Linked DNA regions of Mus musculus: all the other regions are linked to region 3. The links are chromatin loops, found by intact Hi-C in ENCODE. Cell type or tissue: left cerebral cortex. All regions are shown on one strand. Region 1 has its middle 4.7 kb from the start of Tmem178. Region 2 overlaps C230072F16Rik (RIKEN cDNA C230072F16 gene). Region 3 has its middle 38 kb from the start of Gm33596.

Region 1 (8,000 bases), 93 kb after region 3:
TTCCACAAGCACAAAGTGCCTTGGCTGGAAAACACTAAGAGGCATCTCCCTCACTGCCAGCCTTCTCTCTGGCTTGCCACTCACACCATCCAAGGCTCTCCTTCACAAGCAGGTTGATGCCGACACCTAATAAATTAGGCAGATGGGGCTCATACATCAACGCCACCTACTTGGATTCCTTTTTGGTCACTGATGCGTTCCCCTCGCCCCCCCCCCCCTTAATCAGCCTCATAAATCTGACCCTGACAAGGTCCTGCCCATCTCCATCCTGTAGTAGGAGGTGAAGTGGTCATTTGTCCCCAAGCTTTCATCCCAGTCTCTCCTTGAGTGACCATCAGTGCCATGTGGTGCCCATTCATTACAGGGGCTCAGGTGTGACCATGAAGATCGTGTGTCAAGGGCTGCCAAACCGGTGACTCCTTCCAGGAGGACAGCATGGCTCTCCAAGCACTGTGCGCATCAGATGCTCGCACTCCGCAGTGCCTGATTTATCCTGGCACACTGAGTGCTGTGCTGGATAGATCACACCCTGAGCTATTTCCCCCCCCCCCCCCCAGCATCCAGCCGTTGATAGCTATCCACACCCAAGCTAATGAATACATGGAATCGTCCAGTTTTTTCAAGAGATTTATCCAAAACAAGAATTGAAGACGAAAACAGAGCTGTCCAGGGTGTGACCTTGCTCTCACAGGTGGGGACAAATGCTTATGTGATCCTGTTGATTCGAATTTGACTCAATCTTTATCTCCAGATCTTGGCCCTGAGAATCAGGAATGTTGACCCAGCTCATGCCGGCGGTGTTTATGTTCCTCATGACTTGAGCAGCGGTGTTTTCAGCCTTCTAGGAGATGTGTCATTCAGTCTGGACTGTGTCTGAATCCTTGTCCTTTCTCATGCTCTTCTTAAAAGGGGGAGGGGGTGGGGAAACATATCCCACCCAATCAGAGGAGGAGGGGAGAGGGTAATAGGAGGAAGGATTGTGTGAGGGGGTGACTGGAAGGGGGCAGTGATTGTGATATAAAGTGAATAAATAAATAAATAAATAACGAACAAATAAAAGAGGAGGGTAGTTTTTTTCTCTTTCCTTATACAGGTGTTGTTCAAGGCTGACTTAATGTCCCCTTGTCCTCTGAGAGCTTCTCTATCCCTTATTCAAGAAAAAAAAATAGTTCAGATACACTCACCCATGATTTGTGCCTGTAAGATGCAGCAGCTGTGGGCAGTCATTTCACGCCCAGGCCTTTCCAGCTCATCCACTCTAAAGACCTGGGAAGGTGAAGACACCTTATCAGGCTCCAGCAGCTCATTTATGCTGTTCACAAAACTGCATTAACCACCTTCTTTATGGGCCCATAACAAATAGGCTATTGAAAGAGTGTAATGGTTCCTCATAGTTTGGATGCATATCATCTCACAGGCAATTTATGTTTTGGGGGGTTTTAAACCGGGCCTTTGTGCTTTCTCATTAGGGCCCGGTCCTTGGAAGAAGGGTCATGTTCTGACCACAGGATTGTGAGCAGCAAGAGCGAGCAGTCTCCAGAGCTTGTTGTTGCCGATGATAAATGATAAGCAGGAGAACACGCTGTCAGTTATGCTGAGCACTTGCTCTGCGTCAGCTTCACACCCGCTGTGTCTCTAACTGCTTTGTCTCCTTTAGATTCTTCTAGCATCCTTAAGGAGGACCCTACTCTTATCCCCACTTCACAGAGGCGTGGAGTCTTCTCTTCTAACGAAGCTCTCTATTTTCCAGGGTCTCAGATCCCTGACTCCAGTCTCTCAGCTTTTTCATGCCGTTCTTCCCTTGAGCAATCTCATCTAGTCTTATGAATTTAACAGTCAATAGGCAGTTTGTACCTATATGTTGATATTGCTAATTTAAATCTCTACTCTAAATTCTCCTTACTCCCTCTGCTTGGGAACATACCCAGGGCTTTGCCCGCATCAAGAAAACATTCTACCATCAAGCCACACCCTCGCCCCAGGCTGCTTCTCTTAGTCTTTTTTTTAAGAAAATTTTTGTGGTTTTATTGTATCATGAGGCATTGAAACATCTGAACAAATCAATATCTGGGCGGTTGGTGAGGCAGCTGCTTTCTCCTTCACTTCTTTGGGTTACTAGAGCAACTTGTCAGTAGATTAAAAAACAAAACAAAACAAAAATTAAAACAAAAACAAAACCCCACAATCGTTTGCATTACTTAAGTCTTTCCAAGGCATGCGCTGGTACAACACAAACTTCCTGTCAGATGCGACTAGTCTAGCATCCAAACATCATGCACAACACCGTGGTGACAGAAGCGCCCTGCACCCGCTCCCGCCTCGGCCCTGCTCGTTTGTGTATGATATTTGGAGCATCTGGAGGAGTGAACTAGGATTGGGAAGAGGGAGGAGGAAACAGCGTGACTGTGGCCAGGAGGAGGTCAGCCGAAGTTGCAGGGCAAGCCTGAACATGTCATTGGTGCAAACCCAAGCATTGTTGATGTTCTTTAATAGAAACATCTGGTGGAAACCCATGATGGGATCTTCATCAGCCTTGAGCTGGCCCACAACTATGCTGATGATGCAGCTATCTGGTGTAGGCTGGTGGTCCTGCGCCGTGATGCTATGCTGAATTTTCTGGAACGGAAGGCTAGATAGCTTCTCCACAATGGCAGCTTTCCCCTGGAACTGCTGACCTTCCCACGTAAGGCATGATGCATCAATATAAATTGCGCCTAGTTGGGTTCTGTCGTTATCAAATAACTGGTAGTAATGCTGAATAAAGCTGGATCCAATCTGCTCCCAAATTGGCTTGTCTCCCATCCTGGAGAGTCACCCACCTCTGAGACCCGTGGGGCTGGCACGATGGCGGCAGCGGCGGCGGCAACCCAGCGTGCTCTGCTTCTCTTAGTCTTACATTCACACATCCAACTGCCTTTTCCACTGGGCTTGCTGAGTGCCATCTCAAAGTCAACGTGCCCAAAGCATTCTTCCGCTTCTCTCTGTAAATGCTTTTCTCCTCCTGTCTTCCTTTCACAGCTCCTGGTTCACATTGAAAATGAATGGGGCTTGGTTTCTGGTCTCCATAACCTGCGCTCACAGTGATTCTGTGAGTTAGAGCTCCACCAGTTTCCCTGTTTAAGCTGCTGCCTCCTTGGGCCTATGTGTTAATGGTACCAATCTTGTCTAGACCATTGTGCCTGACTGGTTGTCCTGCCTGATACTGGCCAGCCCCAACCCCCAGCCAATTTTGCGCAGCAGTCTGAGTGACATTTACAAACATGAATCAATTCATGCCCTTTCCCTGCTTAAAACTCCTTAAAGATTTTCTTTTGATTCAAGTCCAAGCTCCATATATGGTTGAACTTGACCGATGTTGCAATGTCACCTCGTACTTTAACTATTTCCCATTCCTTTGTCAACTATTTGAATGTAAATAACAGCATGGACATGTGTCACTAATAAATTATCTAACCACTTGCATCTATGCCATCTACATTAAATTTCCTCACTATAATAGGCACGGGGGAGGGAAGGGAGTGGGAAGGATTATGAAGACCGTGTGAGGCAGACATTTATAGTCTAGTTGTTCAGAACTGTGTATCTGAGAATATGGGTAACCACCTGCCTTGCAGTGCAGAGTTAGGGAGCACTGAGCCTCTGTTAGGCAGGCTGTTTTGACCCAAGCACCCATGGGAATTCCCTAGGTCCTGGGTTCTTTGTAGGGGTATAGCTGTGATAGAAGATTTATGTCTGAGAAAATGGGTAGACATTTGGTAAGCCAGGCTCTTTTGTCCATCGGGGCAACCACACAGATGGTTATGAATTGGAGGCAATGGGCATCTTAGCTACATTCAGTTGTACTTTGGTTGTCACATATCACCCAAGAGCATAGAATCGAACCCTAGTATCTACAAACACAGACAAGGTGGCGGGTGCAGTTAGGTATGGCGATTAATGAGCCGCCATCTGCCAGCACATCATGCTTTGAGTGGGACTTAACGTGGTTACGGGTGTCTTTGAACATTTCCCCCCTACCATATGTGCTTAAAGGATCCAAAAAGGAAACAGCTTAATCCAGGAATGTGTAAAAGAATGGTGACATTCTGTGGTGTGTCAGTGAGATGAGAAACTTATCAGGCACCATCTATTTCAGGGTTTTCGTGGTATTTTGTGGTTTCAGGCATCTAGTCTGTGACAAAATGGCACTGTCAGGATGATTTTCCACATGTGTGGGATCCTGTGGAGCACCATGGTGTGGGTGCTGCTTCTAAAAATACACCCGTGGGGTTGCCCTAAACTCAGCTGACAGAAGAAATGACTTCTTTTCTTCCGAGGGCCTGAGATAGTGTTGATGCCACGCTTTTCAGAGTGGAAACTTCTGTCTCTAGACTAGGTTTTCCTCTGGGATGTTTTTTGTGCCCTTGTGACATCATTTGTCCAAGCTCTTCATTGCTTCTTACATTTCTGTTTTCTTCCTCTAGCAACCTAAAGCTTCGTAGGACATGCATAGAGCATGTTTCCTCCACGGTGGCAGAATCCAGTGAGGCCTAGCACCAAGACTTACATTGGAAGTGCTTAATATATCTTGAGTTAAAATAACATTGCTTCCAGAGAAAAACTTAGAGAAGATACCTCAAGTATTTTTAGAAACGACATATTGTAGATCAACAACATAATTGACTACATCCTTACATTAAGTACTGGAAAAAAAAATGTGTGATATTACCAGGAAAAAGAAAGCCTCACTTTTCATGAGTTAGTTCCTAGGTTTGGTTAAATAACATGGGCTTAGTCCACGTGTTCAAAATAAGGAAGGGTGGTACATGGAATCTTGGCACTATTACAGAAAGGCAAAGGTCTTTTAGAATATTTATGACCAGCAATGTTAACTTAGCATTGATGTATCAATAAATCATTGTCATAGCGCCATAGTTCTGGGATACATGGAGGTGTGTGAATGTGTGTGTGTGTGTGTGTGTGTGTGTGTGTGTTGTATAGGCCTTTCTATAAGGAAATATTTATGCAATGACTCTAATGATAAATATGATCAAAGTTTGGCACTCAGATATTATAGCGAATGTGTTTGAGGAGGGCAAAAGTGTTAAAATGGCCAACACATCAGTTGGGGCATTTAAATGCTATGGGAATACTTAACAGTAACAAAGAAGGCCCTAGGGAGATACAGTGAGTTATTTTCTCTATGCTAAAGAGTGGGGCATGTAAGGTGACAGGAGGAAAGGGACATTAAGAAGGATGCAGTGGCAACAGTATCTGTGGTGACTATAGGAAGAGCTGGTCCTGAAATCCTGGGGACCAAGGAGAGCACTGCCACCCCAGCACGGGCTACTGGAAAAGACCCAGAAGGACAGATATAAATGACACTTCAAAGGAAAAAGCCACATGATTTGCGAAATTCTGAAACACAGAGTATGAGTGGCTTATATGGCTTGTCAACAGGAGAGAAAAAGAGATTGGAGGCAGGGCAGACACAACGTAGGGAAAGACGAGCTTGAGGTTTGGACATGTTCAAATACAGTAACGTTCCCAGATGGAAATTCTCCAGATTTCTCCCTGTCCCTTCACAACAGGGCTGTTTAGTGAGGGATGCACTGGAGTGTTTGGTCTGGAGAGAGCAAAGACAAATTTTAGATGAGTGAAGCAAGCAACATTTGAAAATATTGAGGTCCTAGCCCTGCTAATTCTGAGCCATGTAAGAAGCCATTAGATTAGTCCGACTAGATGACTTAAAGACATGGAAAAGTATTTGTATTACAGTGTCCATAAACACTGAAATTTCCAAATGTACTAGATGGACATAAAACCAAAGAGTTATAACCTGAATGAGATGCTAGTATCGCTGATATTTTCCCTTGGCAAAACTGAATCTATCCTTGGAGAACTAAGTCAGATGCCTGTCCTCAGCCCACCTGAATTCCCGCTCCCCAGGCAGTCTGTCATTTACTGTTCATCTTCCCACAACACTCGGTTTATATTTCTGCCACAGCCCTTGCCTCTAGTTCTGTGCATGTTTTCCCCGCTTGCCACCAGACTGGGGACAGCATGAAGATGGGAAGTTTTCTCATCTCGGCATTCCTCACTCCTGAGCAGCTGGGGTTGGTGGGTGACAATTCATCACTGGAAATCTCCAACAGAGGAAGGCTGAAAACGTGGACGGACGAAGCGATGTGCAGTCGCTGTAGCAAAGCCAGTATACACATCACATGTCACTTTTCTCCGACGCCGATAATGCAGAACCAGCAGAGGCAGCACTCTCATTACACACTGCTGGCCCATATTTGTAATGTGTGACATTTTTTATGAAATACTGTCAAAGGCAATCCATCATTGAATAACCTTTAGATTATATGCTGAGGTTGATTTTAAACAGAGACGTAAATGAACTCCGAGGATGATGCTGGTTTTTAAGAAGGGTGTGATCAAAGAGTTCCACAAAGGCAGAACAAATGCCACGGTCTATAAGACACCATGTTCTATAGGCAGGACACTATGTTCTTTTAAGTCACATAGCAGTGACTGAGAAGATTTTCTGCTACCCTTTTTTCACTTGGGGACAGGGTTAGTGTGATGATAATCATGTGACTATGAAATGTGGCTGAGTATTTGTGCCTTGTAGTACATTGGGTGAGGACATGATAAAGGGGCGAAGACAACTAAACATGAAGCAGTCTCGGGGCTTGTAATAACTATCTTGAGAAATGCCATATGGTATATGTATATGTATATATGTGTATATGTATATATGTATATGTATATGACACAGGGCACTCTAAGTTAATTTCAGATGCCAGTTCGACTCACAGTTAAAGGGGCTCTGTATATCTGGAAAGATCTATAATCTTACACATATTATAGAATATAAATAAATGAAACCTTCTAAGTCCCATCATTTCTGTGTAAATCCTGAAAACGCTTCCTCTGCCGGGTTTAGTGCTTCCTGAGAAGGAAAAGCTGATTGTGAGAAGAACACTAAAATTGTAATTCTTTGTCTTCCTTAATTAGACCCAGAGCTCATCACAGTTCTTGCTGAAGCTGTGAGGAAAAATCCAAGCAATAATTCACATTGTCAGGTCAGCAGACACGGGCATGGGGGTCTGATAGGACCAAGATTTGCTTAAGGGATCTTTCTGTGAAGTGAACAGCTAAGAAGAGGTACATGCTCTTCCACAGGAAAAAAAAAATCCCTGAAGACGTGGAGCCCAAGCAGCAATGAACATGGATCGCAGCAGCATCTCGTGTCACCGTTACAGATGCCATTCCATAGGAGGCAGATCAACCACCTCTATACCAACGGACGTGGGGCACTAATTAATAAGTCCCATTAAAGCACGGAGTAATGACATTTAGCATCTAATGAATGCCTCATAATCTCTTCAGTCATTAATATTTCATAGTGTCAGAGCATAAGGATAGCCGTCCTGGACTGGTACAGCATGGTTTTCTGCCTCTGACATGGCCCCAAGGGTGTAGGTGGGACCAGGGTATGGCACCTTGCCATGCAGAATATACATGCGCATCATTCACTCTGTACTTTGGTCCCAAGGATTCCTCTTTTAGAAAGATCCTGCCTGCCATTTTTAGAGTGAACATCTGTGACTCCAGAAAAGCCCTGGAAAAGCAGAAAGCCTCAGATGTTGACCGGTGTAGAGCACTGGTTTGTTGTTGACCCTCGATGACCACCAGGAAAAAAAAAAACTAGTACAGGAGAAAATCATTACTTTGATTTATCACTGGTGGGCTTGCTTTATTCAAAGGCAATAATCACTTGGCAGAGCAGGTGCCACTGCAAGGCCGTATTGATCCAGGAGACGGTCAGTCACTCAGGCGTAGAGATAGCCCAAGAAAAAGAAGTCCATCTCAGAACAGGCAGGAATGAAGTGGGCGGCTATTATCTCTGACTGTGGTTCTGTGGCTCCAGGGACACTGGGCATCTTCTTGCAGAAGCAGGGCTGGAGCAGAGAGAAGGGTTCCAGGCTGCCAGGAGCCCGAGAGAGGGAAGC
Region 2 (8,000 bases), 76 kb after region 3:
AGTTCTTTTGTGGTTGCGATTGTGTGCTGCAAGCTTGAGTATGAGACAGTGTGTGTGAGTGTGGCACCTCGAGTTCAGAGGTCAATGTCAATGTCAGCTGTCTTCCTCTCTTTACCTTCCACCTTTTCTGAGACAAGGTCTTGTCCTAAGCCTAGAGCTTGTCATTTGACTTGCCAGGCTGGCCTGCTCTTCTGGGATCCTCCTGGTTCCAGCTCCCAGCCTTGGGTCCCACATCACCATGCCTGCTTTTTACACAGGTAAGAGGGATACAAACTTAGATACTCATGCTTGCATACAATAAGACATACATATGCTTGCATATAATAATACATACAGTGCTTTACCCATTGCACTATCTCCCCAGCCTCCATAGGAAACAGCATTTACTACAGTGCAGTAGTTAAATGTGGTGTTTTCAGAAGTTAGATAAGACTTAGTCTCAGGCTGATATGCCCAGGTCAATAGCTGTGTGATTTTAGAAAAATTCAATCTTTCCATTTTCCATTATTTCATCACCCTTAAAATGGCTCCAAGGGTAATAACTCCTGAATGGACTGTCCTGGAGGTTAAATACACTTGAACTGTTGATAAGTAGGAGCTGTTGTAGTCAGGCAGTCTGTGCCACATTCTTCCAAAAATATTCAGACACCCAGGAAGGGAATCAAAGTCACAGTTTTACAGAGGAAAAAAGTTAAGTAAAATATTTGCATTCAGTTGTCCCAGTCTCGTGAGCACCTTGCTCTGATGCAGATCAAGCATCCACGAAGAAAAGAGGCCTCATCAGCTCTTTGTCAACTCAAGGTTCATTGAGCATTTCACTCACTAACACGGTGAGCTGGCATTACAGCCTGCCTTCTAGCTTCTGAGGGTCCACAGCATCTTGGGATGTTTCTAGTGTTTTATAGGGCTTGGGGTAGAAATGGCCGAAATAGACACAAGAGAAGTGTAACTTATCAGCTTATCAGAAATAGATTTCTGGTGTTTTGTGAACATGTTATCAGCTTTGGAGCTTAGGAGCCTGTGAAGTTTAAGTTTGCCCTAACTTCAACCTTCATAGGACTCATGTTTGATTCAAGACAGATCTCTCTGCTAATACGGCTCATTTGACCTCAGGGTGCCCTTGTTGAATTCACAAATTGACAAAATTCTTCTCTTCTCTTAACAGAGTTTGTATGTAGCCATTTGACACCAGTGAGCAAACAAAACAAGAACCAGAGGGTACCGGTTACACATGAAAAGAGATTAAGCCTAACTAAAATGGACTGAGTTCTCACAGCATGTTCAGCAGTGGTTCACAGTCTTTATGTCCAATCATTGAATCTTCACAACAGTCGCCTTAAAGAGATTCTCTTTTAATCCCTATCTAACTGGGGAGAAAACCGAAGGACGGACAGATTGAATGATTTGTAACCCAACTAGCTAATGGTGAGATTCAGATTTAATCTGTTGCAGCATGGCACTAGAACGAGACAGGTTAGCTATCCTTGCGCAATAGCACAAGATACATGTAATAGATTTTTATAGTTTTATTAAATATTGAACTCAGGAAAATTAAATCATAGCAGGCTGCAAATATAATTCAAACTTTTATTAAATGTCAGGATATTGGATCTTTGGATGCATTTTACTTCTGGGCAATCGCCCAGGTTCGAAGCATATATTTAAGTATTTGCTGTCATGATTTTGCATTGGTTTACAATTGCAAACCAGATTACATGGCGGGGGAGATTAAATTACTGACACGCTTTAGGGAGGAGACCTTTTGATCCTGGTGAACAGGCTCGAGTGTGATGCAGTACCCAGCAGGCCTCACTGACCTGGGCGTTTCCTTTAACGCACTGCTCTACCTCTATCGGGTGGTGTGTTGTCCGATTTGGATTTTCCAAAAGTAGGGGGTTATTCCTTATCTTTTAACCAGGTGCATTCCTACTGGAAATAAACGATCTTGGTATGTGACGAGATATGTGGATGCTATCAAAACTATTTTCTGCTTAGTTATAAAAGTCTAAAATTGCTAATTATGCCAACTTTTTTTCTTTCCCTAAAGTTCTCTAAAACATTATGAGAGTGGAAAGAACAACCTTTTTTTCATCAAAATAATGTCAAAGGCCACAGCCCTCCATGGAAGTATCCTCATTACCATGTCTCTGCCCACCTTGCTTTTGTCTGCACCCTGTATCTCTTACATGAAAGCTAGATTCCCAATGGTTCTAACTCCTTGCCTATCACAGTTATGAGATCAATCCTGGTAGGAACTATAGCAGCCTCTCCTTTGGAATTAGTGCTCATCCGGGTCCAGTGACATGGGCCTGGTATGGTTCCTGACTACTTCCTGGTTGACAGGCTTGCAGCGCCTGCTCACTGATACCAACTGCCCGATGCCTGAGACCACAAAGGTACTGTGTCCATGAGTCCTCTGCTCCCTTTGAGCTGAAGTTCTGTGTATTCACAAACTGGGCTATGCTTGAATCCACTACGTCTTTTGAGGATTTTCCAAAGACTTTCCTATGTCTAAGGACCAAGGGAGAGTGCCTGGCTGAATGCCTGGGCTTTCCAATGGAAACAGTCACAGGAGTAGGCTCCCAAGGCAGGCTAAAGGAACCTTGACACTCATTGTTATAAGAGAAGCCACTTAAGCAATCCCAAGTAAAGAAGAAACGCCAGACCCAAATGTGAAGTGGTAGGTTGTTGTTAAGAAGAAAGTGTAGTCAGGGTGCCAGATTGAAGCCGGCTCAAAAGAAAGAGCAGGGAGCTCAGAGTGCAAGTGGAACAGAGTGGAGCATGCAGAACAATGCAGGGCAGGTTGGGGAATGAATCCTGCAGGTTCTGTGATCCTTTAACGAGCAGTGGCTGGCACCAAGACCTTCAGGTTTGCAGCTGGCCTGGCTTGTCCTCTGGCTCCTCTTGCCTGTTTGTGCCTGTCTTTTGCTGCCAAGACCTCAGCAAGCCTCTCGCCTGCTGGACTTTGTGGTCTGTTCCATTTTCAGTTTAATAGAATTGATGTTGCTTGGTGCTCCCAGGACACATGGCATTGCTCTGTTTGGCGCTGGCAGTGCCTTCAACAGAAGGGGGGGAGGGGAGGGGAGGGGAGGAGGACTGCCAAGCAGCTATTTCCTTCAGCTGTGGTCCCACTGCGCCTCCTGCTTCTTGTGAGCGACAAGTCTGAAGGATTCTGAGTGGGATTTTTAAATTAAAATGTTTGATGTTTTCTATCGTGGAACATAGGAGATCATCTCTAATTAAAGTCAGCAAGTGTTTATTGAACACAGTGTTTAACAGCATTGCTTACCCTCACCCCAACCTTGTTATAAAAAAAATCATAGGAGCAAAATAATAATAATAATAATAATAATAATAATAATAATAATAATAATAATAATAATATACAGTGAGGTTCCAGAGTTCAAGGACATACTCACAAGTCATTACTATCTTCTCTTCCCCTCTCCTCCCCTTTCTCTTTCAGTTCTACAGACTGAACCCAAGGATTGGTGCATGCTAGGCAGTCTTTTGCCACTGGATATAATCCAGGTTACATTATGGCTTGAAATCATCTAATGCAAATGATAACGTAGCTAACATTACAAGCCATCTCAGAGCTTTCCATGTATCGTGACTCAGATGATGCCAGCTAAAACCAAACCACACAAAGAATATTTATTTCAGTCGCACTTCAGGATCTGAACAGATTCTGATTTTTTTTTTCAGCTTGTCTGAAGTATGACAAATTGGAACTGTGCATATTTAAGACATTTAAGGTGTACATCCTGACGTTTGGGTATGTATGTACATTACAAAGTGATCACCGCGGTCTAACTATTAACATATCCGTCACCTCGTAGAATTTGCATTTCCTACTCTACCTGTAGTAAGAACATTTAAGAAAATCTCAGGGCTATGACACAATATTGTCAAGTGTAGTCACTCACCATGCCTAAGAGAAGCGTAGCCACAGTGGCGGGCATGGTAGCGGAGACAGAAAGCTGAGAGTCTCAGCATGACACAGGGAGGGCAAGCTGGAAGCTGCATGATGTTTTAAACCCTCAAAGCCAGCCTCCAGTGATGTACCTCCTCCCACAGGCTATACATTCTGTACCTCCCCCAAACAGCAATGTCAACTGAGGACCAAGCGTTTAAACATTTGAGACTGGAGGATCTTCTCATTCAAGCCACCATAGGGTTGTACCTTGGATTCCACACAGAGATGATATCAAGTCATATTTATTTTGCAGAGTCTGGCTTATCAACATAATGTGCCCAGCATCACCCACATGGAGGCTTTAGTTATAATCCTCGTGCACTGGTTTGGACCCTGGAATTCGTTTGAAGAGATGTAGATCATCAGCTGAGTGCCATGTGCCAACCGTGAGACCCAGACTGATGTTGGACATGTTTGTAGTTTTGGGGAAGTTCAGGTACATTCAGTGGTTCCCTCTTTCTCCAGCTTAGCAATGAACCCTTTTCTTTTGCTGGACTATGGAGATCCACCTATATTGCTGCCTCTTAAGACACTTTTTTTTTTTGTCCACAGACCCTCACTACATTTTTCTTCGTGCCATCCTGAAACCATCTGTCTGTTTTTCGTTTCATGGCGTCTTCTACCTTCAGTGGCCAGCTCTTGCCAGGAATGGATTTTTCTGAAGTATCAAGAGGTCACAAATAACAAGGTTTCTTTCTTTCTAAAAACTTAGCAACATCCCAGTGTTTGTGTGTATAGTCTCTCTGTGTCCTCTCTGTCTTGGTCTCTGTCTGTCTGTCTGTCTGTCTCTGTCTCTCTTTCTCTCTTGTGTGTATGCGTGTGTGTGTGTGTATGTTCCTAAGGATCACCTAAGGAACTCTGCATGCTAGACAAGCACTCTACCTGTGAATTATACCCACACTCCTACGCCACATTTTAAAAACAATATAACTGTAAGTTGGGTACGGCAGCACGAGCCTGTGATGTGAGCATTCAGAAGGCTGGGGAGGAGTTCAAGGTCAATCTGGGTCAAGGTTCAAGGTCAAGTGCTGAGATGCTCACTCAACAAAACAAAAACAGATACAGAGAGACTTATAACTTTACCTTCCCCTGGAAGTCTGAAATTCTAATTAGTAACAAAACCTTTCCTTTTTTTCCCCTTTCACACACATACTTGTGCTCCACCAAATCCGATTAAATATAAACAGCTAGTGTCTGGCTAGATGATTAACAACCCATAGATTGCTGGAAATGTCGAAGCAAACCGTAGAAAAGTGCCCTCAGACTAACTGAAAGGGTTAATCGCATTTACTTTCTCCTACCAAAGGGCTCTGTTTAATTTTCACGTCCGCATGTCTGGTGTCCTTTGATGAAGTATGTCATCTGCTCTTCAAAACTTCCCTGCTGGTAAAAGACATGCATTTATTTTTAAATACATTCATAATTTCTGCTCTATAGGAATAAACTATGCCTCCGGGAAAGATGTGCATTGCACGGATACACTTTGTGAAGGTAAACACACAGAGGCATTCTGCTTTCTGTTAATTAATGATAGCGGTGCCAAGCTTTTATAGGAAACCAATTTTCCTTTTGAACACCAGGGAGATCTTTGAGCCTAAGAAATGTTTCAATTTAGGAAAACCATAGCTCAGCCAAAAGTGCAGACGTAGCAGGTGAATTACGGTTGGACTAGAAACTAGGATGCACGAATGCTCGGTAAGTACAAATGGGCCCCAGAAGTCTGTTCTTGAAACTACAGACAACTCTGGAAGTTGGAATTTGCTTCAGCATTTTCCCTGGAGTAGGAGTTGAGATGCATGGACTGCGGCTGTGGGGGGCTGAGAGAGGCTGGAGCAGCCCACAAGGTAGACCCTTGCCATGGGCATGCAAGGTTCTTGCTTGGCTGGTGAGGGATCAGTGTTCTCTGTCTCCAATGAAGACGCACCTGATCTTTTGGCAGAGTGGAAGTCTGGCATCCTTGTCTTATTCATTAGGAGGTTATTTATGAGACTCACTAACTGTGGCATGACCTCTTTGGTGTATTTAAAGCAATCCTGGGCTGATGCTATCGGAGGGTGTTTTGCACATGCAGATGCTGCTTGTCGGCAGGAGTGTTTGACTAGACAAGGTGAGAGAAGGATGTGAATGCCAAGTCTCTCTGCAAAGCCCAACAGAGGCATGCTTGGTGACTGAAGAAGAGTAGACATCAATGTTACTTAAAGTGAAGGAAAGGGAGCAGGGTGGTGGTGGCACACACGTTTAATTGCAGCACTCTGGAGGCAGAGGCAGGGGGTCTTTGAGTTTGAGGCTGGTCTGGTCTACTGAATGAATTCTAGGCCAGCCAAGGCTACACAGAAAAACCCTATCTCGAAAACAAACCAACACCAAAACGAAAAACAAAAAAGAAAAAGCAATCCAAAAGAAAAGTGGAGGAAGTGGTTTCTACTGAGTAAATAGCAGGGATAAATTCAGCATAGATAAATTGTGTCCACACAGGTATATACACAATGAGGTTACATATGATACCATATATAAGAATTACAGGTTGGAAGGCTGAAGTATAGTTCATTTGTAGAGTGCTTGCCTCGCATGCCTTAGATTTGATCCCTAGCGCCAACCACATTAGCCTGGAGTTGTGGCTCAAGCTTGTAATTCCAGCACTTGAAAGTGGAGGCAGGGACATCAGCTATTCCGAGTGTCACCCTCTGCTACATCCAATATGAAGGCAACTCTGAGATATATGAGACTCTGCCTCAAAAAAAGTACAAGTTGGAAATAACCTAATAGAGAGCAAGGACAAAGTATGACATAGTTCTACAGTGAAGTATTGTGTAACTGTGAAAAACAGCTCGCAGCTTTGTAAGAGTGAAGTACCCACCACAGATCCCTAAGGCCAGTCATCAAGTATAGTCCAGTATGTCCACATACATGCTATTTTTGAAACTGTGTATGTGGACCAATGCTGCCCGTGGGGAACAAAATTGGGGAAGGTGAGTGCACCATCCCTTGGTCTTGGGATATTTCTGTATTAATGCAAAGATTGTAATTAGCTAAAGATAAATATATACATAGCTGTAGCTAAATATATACATATTTTAAAAAGAAGTTTAAATTATTTAAAAGTGTTTTAGCCAAGTTTCTCAGAGTAAACCTGGGACTACACAGTAGTCAAAAAGAACAAATCTGTAGCTGCCAAGGAGGCTTTATGGTAGCTTGAAGCTATCAGGAGAATATTTCATAGGAGCGGATTTCTAGAGCATGCACTAGCTTCTGAGACAGGGCGGGACCACGAGTTTAAGTCAGTGGTTCTCAACCTTCCTAATGCTACATGGTCGACCTCCAAAGGGGTCTAGACCCACAGGTTGAGACCCACTGGCCTGAGTGCTCACTGGCTTCACCCCTTGCCCATTCCACCAGCTTAAGGAGATTGCTACCCATATATAGTCACTCTTTTCTTCTTCAGAGTTTACAAAGCACTTTTCAAGTCTTGAGCAAGACAGGAAACCTGTGAGTGGCCCTTTTGTCCTCATTTTCAGGGAAGCTAATGGAGTTAGTTTATATGCTCCGGTGACACACACAGCTAGGGTAGAGCTGAGCAAGGACTCAGACAGGGAATCTATTCCCAATGAGGCCATTAATCCCAGGTAAATCACTACTTTTCTAGGTCTTGGGTTCTTCAGCTATAAAATAGGCTTGCAGCAGTTTCCTAGGCGTGAGTTTAGAATTGTTTAAAGGAAAACAAGTGCCTTACCCACCCCATTGCCAACTTTTTAACAGCGGCCCCACCCTCTAGAACGCACAAGTTCGTGGTTCGGTGGAAGGGGAAAAGGATCTGTGTTGTGAAGTGACTTAAGGGACTGACTCTGTTCTTGCAGAACATCTGGAAAGGGCCAGAGAGAACACATCATGTCATCCCTGTCATCCTTGTCAAGGCTGTCTCTTGCGCGCGCCGGACTGGCCAGCAGTAACGACGCTGCAACAGGATCCTTCTGCACACGTTTATTGGGAGAGCTTGATTGCAGAGGCGAAGAGACCCCGAGCC
Region 3 (8,000 bases):
GCAAGCATTCCGCCACCGAGCTGCACCCTGCTCTAAATATAGTTTAAAACGCTGTTCAAAGGGCAGGATCAACAGAATGGGAAATCATCAAAATATTAAAAAGGTGTTTAATATATTTTTAGAGATCTAGGAAAGAGGCTGGAGAATAGAGGTGAGCAGCAGAAAAGTGTCTCCTAGGATGAATGATAGGCTCCAGAGTATTATTTGATAAGGAATGTACATGCAGGGAAAGATAACCAATAGGTATTTTAACCATGTCTCTGCCTATAAATATCTACAGTAACACACAATTTAGTGACAGAATATAGTCAGAGGAAAATGTGAAGCAATTTTTGTAATTATGCAAATCATAGTCTATAGATACAAACCTAGATGGTTTAGTTCAATCAACTGGTGTGGCCTCTGGGTGTAATTAAGAGATGCATTAAGAGACTAAGTGGATCAGTCAATCAAATGTCTGCTGTGCAAGCAATCGGACCTGGGTTTGGATCCTTGGCATCCACGTAAAAGACAGGCATGGTGTGGCATGTGTCTGTAACTTCGATGCTAGTGGCTGGTGGAGACAGGAGGATTCTTGGAGTTCATTAGCCAGACAGTCTAGCTGAATTCATGAGCTCCAGGTTCAGTGAGGAAACATGTCTGATCTTAGCTCTGAGGGACATACTGATGAACATGCGCCTGCACCAAAACATAATTCTCTCTCTCTCTCTCTCTCTCTCTCTCTCTCTCTCTCTCTCTCTCTTCCCCTCTCAATGCAATAAATGCGACCTATATGAAATTGTTGTTAGCATTAATAGGGCTTACTGCTTAAGTGAGTGTGTGTGTGTGTGTGTGTGTGTGTGTGTGTGTGTGTGTGTATTTCTGTGGTGCTGATGGCTATGCCCAATGCACATTAGGCAAATTCTCTCCCACTGAGCCCTTAGCCCGACAAACTGTTTCTATACACAGTGGTACATTCTAAGACAACAATGAAAACTGTAGTTCAGAAAACACAACTTAGAAACACAGTCTTCTGTCATCTTTATCAAGGCTCGTGTGTTGTGTGGACATGGCTGTACTTGCAGGATTTTTGTGACTGGCGACACTGCAGGCTCATTTAGAGCAGCATCAGTGCATCATTTGAGTAAGGTGTTGTGTCAGCTACCATGGCTATGAACTCAGTTAGGTGAAAAGAATTTTCCACTCTAACCACTGAAATGACTGTCTGTTGTTGATTATTGTTTATGACTACATCTCTCTACCTGTTTGTCTGTCAATCTATCCTGTTTTGTCTGTCTTTCTGTCTATGTGTCTATGTATGTATGTATGTATGTATGTATGTATGTATATGTGTGTCTATATCTATTTATTTATCTATCTATCTTCCTATCATCTATCAATCTATTGATTTACTGTAAAAAGTGGCTTATATAAATTACATAGACTAAGATCTTCAAAGATCTGTAGTTGGCAGGTTGGAGACTTAGCCAGTCATGTGCAGTCATACCTGAGTATGAGAGCAAGTGCTCAGTTTGAAGATAATTTGGGTAATAAGGAAGATTTTTTACTGAGTTTTTTTTTTTTAACTAATCCTAAGAATTTGGGAAGCTGAGGCAAAAGAATCAGGAGTTCAAGGCCAGCCTATTATTTTTATTTCCTTCAGCAATTTAGATAGAGCCCATCCACGCTGAACAGGGACATAACTCAGGCTACCAACCAAAATAGTAACCTCATCCAGAAATACTCTCAACCAACAGACTCAGAATAATGTTTAACCAAGTGTCTGAGTCCCTTGGGGCGGGGGGGGGGGGTCCAATCACGTTAACATATAAACCTAATCTTAGCAATATGTTACTTTCTTTTATATGCTGCGACGCATCTTAGTATGAGGTATAAAAATGAGTTTTCAATAATTGCAAAAGACAGATGTCCGTGACAAATTGTAATCCCTTAACTCAGATATTGACCCAGTTCAAGAACAATGCCTTGGGAGTGTTAGTTGCTGCTAGACATATGTGCATGGACTGAGGCGGTAGGTTGATAACAAGTTTAGAGAGCAAGATAATTTAGTCTAGGCACAGAGTGGTCGGATTGCTATTTAAGAGTAAAGAAGGAAAGAAGGAGTGAATAGGATGTTGGGGCTTTAAGAGAACCTTTTACTGTTTCATAATTTTGTTGAAATTCTCTAACTCCCTTTTTGCTCTCCTTTATACTTGTTCTACTTAAGGATTATTGGACTGACCTTTCATGGGCTTTGTGCATTATTTCTGCTTTTTAAATACATCTACCACTATGCTCGTTATCAAGTTATACGACACCTGGCAGGACCCTGATGTAATGTCCTGCTTCTGTTTCTAGTCATCTGAGCATTTGCTCACACGGCTGAGATCACAAGGTGAGCCCCCTGTGCTGCTCTTTGTTTCTGGATTGGAATGTCCAATGAGCAGAGTTTATACAGGAATCTTACTTCTAGCCTGAAGCTGATGAATAATGCATGACTCTCTGACTCATCCAAAGCGTGGTAAACAGAACCCAAACAGTTGGCCATCCCCTCAGCCATCCGCAGACAGTGGTCCCAGGCCCTAGCAACTGTGAACGGCAATATTTGAAGGTAGCGGTGGAAATTGTCGGTGCTGGTTATCTTTAGCATCGTCCATATGTTTACTGGCACACTGTTAAGTCAGGAGGGTGAGCACAAGCAAAGAGAAAAAGAAGGCCTGATTACTTACTTCACTTTCTGTTGCCCTAACACATTGCCACAGACTGAGTACTTTATAAAGAATAAAGGTTTATTTGACAGTTCTATAGGTTAAGAAGTTCAAGGCTAACATCCTGTGAGGTACTTCTTCGTGCAAGCCTCATCTACTGATTTCCTGGGTGGCATGGGAGATCCCTTGGGAGGCACAACATTGAGCATAAGTCTCTTCTATCTCTCTTTTCTAAGCCACCATCTTCTTTGGATTAGAGCTCCCTCCTTCTGCCCTGGGTTAATCTCAATTACCCCCCAAAATTCTAATTATACCTTCAAATATAGTCAGATTTAATTTTCATCCCTTTTTAAAAAAATACTTCCCAATGGCGATTAAATGTCAGTGAGCTGAGGTAGGGATGGATTATTGAAAGCATGATGTTAGGTATCTTGAGTCAGTGGCTACCGGAGGTGTCACCCACTTATGGGAGGTGTCACCCAGTTGCCTTTTTTTTTTTTCATCACGCACAGGGGTTTCTTCCCTGAACCTCCTCCAGTTAACTAATTGAAGTGTTATATAGCAATTTCCTTAAAACTGAATCATTCTATCCTGGGGGAAACTCATTAAGATCCAGACAGTTCCAAAAAGAGGCTGAGATGTCTCTACTTATGGGGAATCTGACACCGTCTTCTGGCCTCCACAGAAACTAGTGTTGCGTAGACACACGTGAAGGAAAAACTCTCATACCCATTTAAAGAAATGAGAGAGAGAGAGAGAGAGAGAGAGAGAGAGAGAGAGAGAGAGAGAGAGAGATCTTAGTTTTCATCAAAAATATCCATTTACTTATTGGGTTAACTCTCACTACCCCTAAGTGTCTTTTCTAGGTGAAGTGTGACCCAGGATAGGAACCCTTACGTCCTTTTGCTCTGATCTGAATGGACCTGACCTGTGGGCTTTCTGGCCTTTGCCTACCCTAGCTCACACCATTTCCTGGGAGGCATGGGGAATCACTTGGGAGGCAAATTATTGAACTTAAGTCTCTCTTTTCTTTTTCTATAAAGCCACAGTCTTGTTTGGATTAGGGCTGCAAGCTCCTGTCCTCTTAATTGCCTTCCAAAGAGGAAACCTGCTTCTGCCTCCATGCAGGGACTGACGTTTTGGGTTGTATGCGTTTGACTCTATCCCAGATCACAGACGCCCATCGATGCCTCATCCCATCAGATTTTAATGAATCCAGGTACCAATTAGATTCTCTCCTAAAAATGCACAGGCACGCATCACACACACACACACACACACACACACACACACACACACACACACACAGAGAGAGGCCATGCACACAGATATTTGGCACCTAGTAGAGGGCTTCTGGCATCTTTATCTATCACTCTCTGGCCACAAGGTGACACAATGAAAGTGTATCGCCCAAAACGCGGAAAGATGGATTTTTCTCAAGCGGATTTCATCTTCTGCTCGTTTGCACACACGGCCCTACTGAACACACTTTGGTAAGCAGCGAGAGAGGCAACAGATACAGATAAGAAAAAGCATCCCCGGGTGAGGATGAGAGTAAACGACCGCACTCTGTGCAAGCCAATTCCGTGCAGAACCATCCATCCCGCAGCCTGCAGAGGGAGTTCCCAGCCTCCATGCCAGACTTTATCACGGGAGCACGTGGGTCTCCTTTCAGGTTCAATAACTTGCGCATGACTTAGCAACTGAAACAGCTGAAAAGCTATTGGATAAGGACCAGGGGAGTGGGAACTTCTCCGAGCCTTTCTGTGTATGTAGTTCTCGGACTGTGTACGCAGTTCTCAGAGAGTCGTTCTGGTTAATCTTGGCAAGTTGCGCGCTTGAGTCTGAAGCCAACTTGTGGGAGCTTGGAGGCACCGGTCTGGTTCATCTTGCCTTGGGTCTGTCACAGGTGATGAGTCCTCTGAATAGTCTAAAACTGCTCAGAACCTCAGTGCTGTAGTCTGTAGGTGCAGAATCCCTGCGTTAATGTGTTGTCAGAGAGAATAAAAAAAAAAAAAAAAAAAAAAAAAAAAAAAAAAAGGACAGAGTCTCAGGTCCAGAGAGGAGCTGTGTTTTGTTCACAGTTGACCTGAGGAAGATTGTGGTTGAAGTGAAAACCTTCCAGGAAGGAATTAAAACTGGGCACAGTTAGCATCTCTCACCATCAAATTTAATTTAATAAACTATTGTCACTAAAAAGGGAACTGAAGCCGGGCAGTGGTGGCACACGCCTTTAATCCCAGCACTCGGGAGGCAGAGACAGGCGGATTTCTGAGTTTGAGGCCAGCCTGGTCTACAGAGTGAGTTCCAGGACAGCCAGGGCTACACAGAGAAACCCTGTCTCGAAAAACAACAAAAAACCTCCAACAACAACAACAAAACAAAAGAAAACAAAAAAGGGAGCCGAAAGCTTCTATACACACAGATTTGACATATTGGTGATAGATGACATTACACAATGTGTTGCAGGAAGGTACTTCTTTAGCCAGGTTAATGAAGTAATAGATTGTGGGGGGCTGGTGGTATGGGGGTAGGAACCAGTAATTGAGAGACAGTGATTACTCTTTCTACACAGCAAGTTCTTGGGCCCTGAATTTTGCTCTGTCCTTCCATACTGCTCTAGCTCACTGATGGCCCAGAAATCTTTTGATTTTTCTAAAAACCATTAGCTTTCCGCACTCTTTCTTTTGTTCTTCCAGCGTCTGCCTCAGGAACTATTCCATCTTTGGGGCTCACTCCCTTCTTTCCTAATAGTGTAACTATGCATTCTTCAGTTTATCTATCCATTCCTTGTAACTCAGAGATGCTATCCCAGGGCTAGTCCTTGTCTTGTAGTAGCAATGCAGTGGCTTTCCTGACACCAGTGGGGAGCTCTGGCTTCATTCCTGTTCCCGAACCTAGGGGATGCAAACTAGGTCAAGCCTACTCTCTGCTTATAGCTATTTGCTATTGTTTTTATATTTTAAAGTTACATGTATTCATTTATTTTTAGTGCGTACATGTGTACATGTGTGTGTGCGTGCACGTGTATGTGTGTGTATGTATGTGTGTGTGTGCATGCATGTGTTCTTTTAGGAGGATGCTACAGCAAGACACCACTATCTTGGAAATGCAGAACAGCCCTGACTTGGACAATTGTGACTGTGGTACCTCGTTGTGGGGATTCCCACCCTCCAGAACTATGACTATATAGCTCTTCACTTTGTAATTTACCTGGTCTGGGTCATTATACTCCAGCAGCACAGCAGGGACCAAGATGTGGACCAATTGTCCTCTGTCTTTGGTACTGTCTTGGTTTTGAAGCTGAAAACCCTGCACCTCAGGAAACCCTCTAGCTGTGGTCAAACTCAACACAATTCTAAGCGAAGTGTTGTAAATAATCCTCTGGCTGCTTGAGTACCCAGCGACGTTTGCTTCCACGTGTTTTTCTTTGTATTCCTTACAGGTAAAAGTATGATGGTGTAGAGAGGGTGTTAAATTGAATTTGGATGCAGGTGCCGGTCTGTTAGACCACTGAAGAAGCAGAGGTTCACTGGCAGGTCAGTGAGCTTCGGTGTTTTCCTCTGAACAGCATAGAGGTTAGGCTTCCTGTACTCTGGCATAGGACCCAACTTCTACAATGGTACTTCTGAAGGAATGTGATAAACTAACTCACACTAAAATTAGTACTCCTAGATAACAGTTAGTAGGTGAATAGATCAGATAGACTGTTGCAGACAATGCTAACATCTACGGCAGACACTTCTATCGTCTTCCTCTGTCCTTGGTTTTTCATGCCCATACTTTCTTTCCTTTCATCTGTAGATTAGGTATTTATGTCTGTAAAGTTTGACTTGTACAAACTCACATAGAAAATGGTAGATCAAGGATCGGGGAGACAGGGAGATGGTTCAGCCAATGGAGGGTGTATTGTGCAAGCCTTTGAAGACCTGGGTTTAGATCCCAAACACCCACATACAGCAGCTGCATGTGCGGTTCAAACATTTCATCCCGGTGCTGGTCCGTGGGTGGTCACGGGACTGAGAGAAGACGTTCCTTGGGGCTTGCTGGCTAGACAAGCTGCATCCAGGAGTTTCATGTTCAGTGAGAAATTATCTCAAAAGGAAAGGTGGAATGTGATCAAGGAAGATACATGATGTCGACTTCAGGTTTACACATGTATGTGTATGCATGTACACATACAAATAAACCACACATACAGAGAGACACACAGACACACAGACACAGACACACACAGACACACAGACACACAGACACACAGACACAGACACAGACACAGACACAGACACACACACACACACACACACACACACACACACACACACACACACACAATCAGAACTTAGGAAATCTGACTTTCCAGTTCCAACTTAAACTATTGGTCTTCATGGCTAGAGACACTGACAGCCAACATGAGAAGGTCATTTCTTTTTCCACTAAAGCCCAAGACATAGGAAATGTTGGCTATTGGAATGGTAAGTGTGTATCCCATGCTGATAAATATGGTCCCGTGTTTGAGAAATGTTTTTAGTTCATAGCAAGTCCTTGTTCAAGACACTTGCTAAAGGGTGGTGGGACCTGATTGAGTGGTAGAGCCTCCCCCACTGCTATGGTTTGGATGTTGTTCCCTGAAGGGCTATCTAAAAAGGCTTAGTTCCCACGGTGATAGTTTGGGGAGCTACTTTGGACTTTTAAGACGTGGTGTCTGAAGGTGGTCCTTAGGTCACTGGGGACACATCCTTAAAGGGATCATGAGAGTCTCCTTCAGTCCTTTCCTGGCTGAAGGCATGAAAGTGGCACTAATACAGACTCTGTCATGGTGTTCTATTCTTGCTTGGAGCTAAAGGAAAGAGGATGCCAGATCTTGGACTTGAAGCTCCAGGTTGTGAGCTACAAAACCCTTTTTCCCAATAAGCTGATTGCCTCAGGTAGTTCATTGTAGTAACACGACCATGACGAAAGTTCCAGTGCTTACTCTTTTCTTTCTCCTTGTTTGGTAAGTATAGAGTATTCTTTCTGCTCACTACAGGACTCTTGGTATACGTTAGGCATTGTTAGATGTGGAGGGTCACTACTAACAAACTGCTTGCCCTGCCACTTCCTGAAAAACATTTCACTTAGACCCTCAAAGCCTGTGGAAGGGAAGGACTCGACAGGATCCCTACTGGTTCTGTTTCTTCTCCTTTACAAGGGATGATTTGAAACACAGAGACACAAGGCATCCAGGAATGGTGGTGTATTCTGACAGTCCTAACACTCGGGAGGTTAAGGTACAAAGACCGTTAAGTTCAAGGCCACCCTGAGCTACATACA

Evidence for each region. A loop is a pair of places that touch in the nucleus more often than their neighbours do. Peaks named below come from ENCODE experiments on the same cell type or tissue, not always from the same donor. Only the 100,000 strongest peaks of a DNase experiment are listed, where the experiment ranks them.
Region 1: it touches region 3 in a loop (2.2-fold over the local background); 2 of 42 quality-filtered maps call a loop at or near these places.
Region 2: a loop joins it to region 3, with 2.4 times the contacts of the local background. A loop is called at or near these places in 2 of 42 quality-filtered maps.

What each region holds. Positions count from the first base shown.
Region 1 is chr17:80,935,913-80,943,912 of GRCm38, forward strand. It overlaps the pseudogene Gm9386. Among named protein-coding and RNA genes, the nearest start is that of Tmem178, 4.7 kb to the right of the region's middle. In left cerebral cortex, no CTCF peak of the experiment used is centred here; DNase peaks (open chromatin) are centred at 3,585, 4,114, 6,099, 6,923 and 1 more place; H3K4me3 peaks cover 269 bases; H3K27ac peaks cover 3,769 bases.
Region 2 is chr17:80,918,935-80,926,934 of GRCm38, forward strand. C230072F16Rik (RIKEN cDNA C230072F16 gene) reads left to right here. Exons shown (of 6, transcript NR_131127.1): 2 at 4,233-4,415; 3 at 4,532-4,667; 4 at 7,834-8,000. Among named protein-coding and RNA genes, the nearest start is that of Tmem178, 22 kb to the right of the region's middle. In left cerebral cortex, a CTCF peak has its summit at 3,151; DNase peaks (open chromatin) are centred at 2,586, 2,971, 3,649 and 3,926; H3K27ac peaks cover 1,164 bases.
Region 3 is chr17:80,843,032-80,851,031 of GRCm38, forward strand. No RefSeq gene overlaps it. Among named protein-coding and RNA genes, the nearest start is that of Gm33596, 38 kb to the left of the region's middle. In left cerebral cortex, a CTCF peak has its summit at 4,307 (motif pointing right); DNase peaks (open chromatin) are centred at 2,555 and 4,308; H3K4me3 peaks cover 461 bases.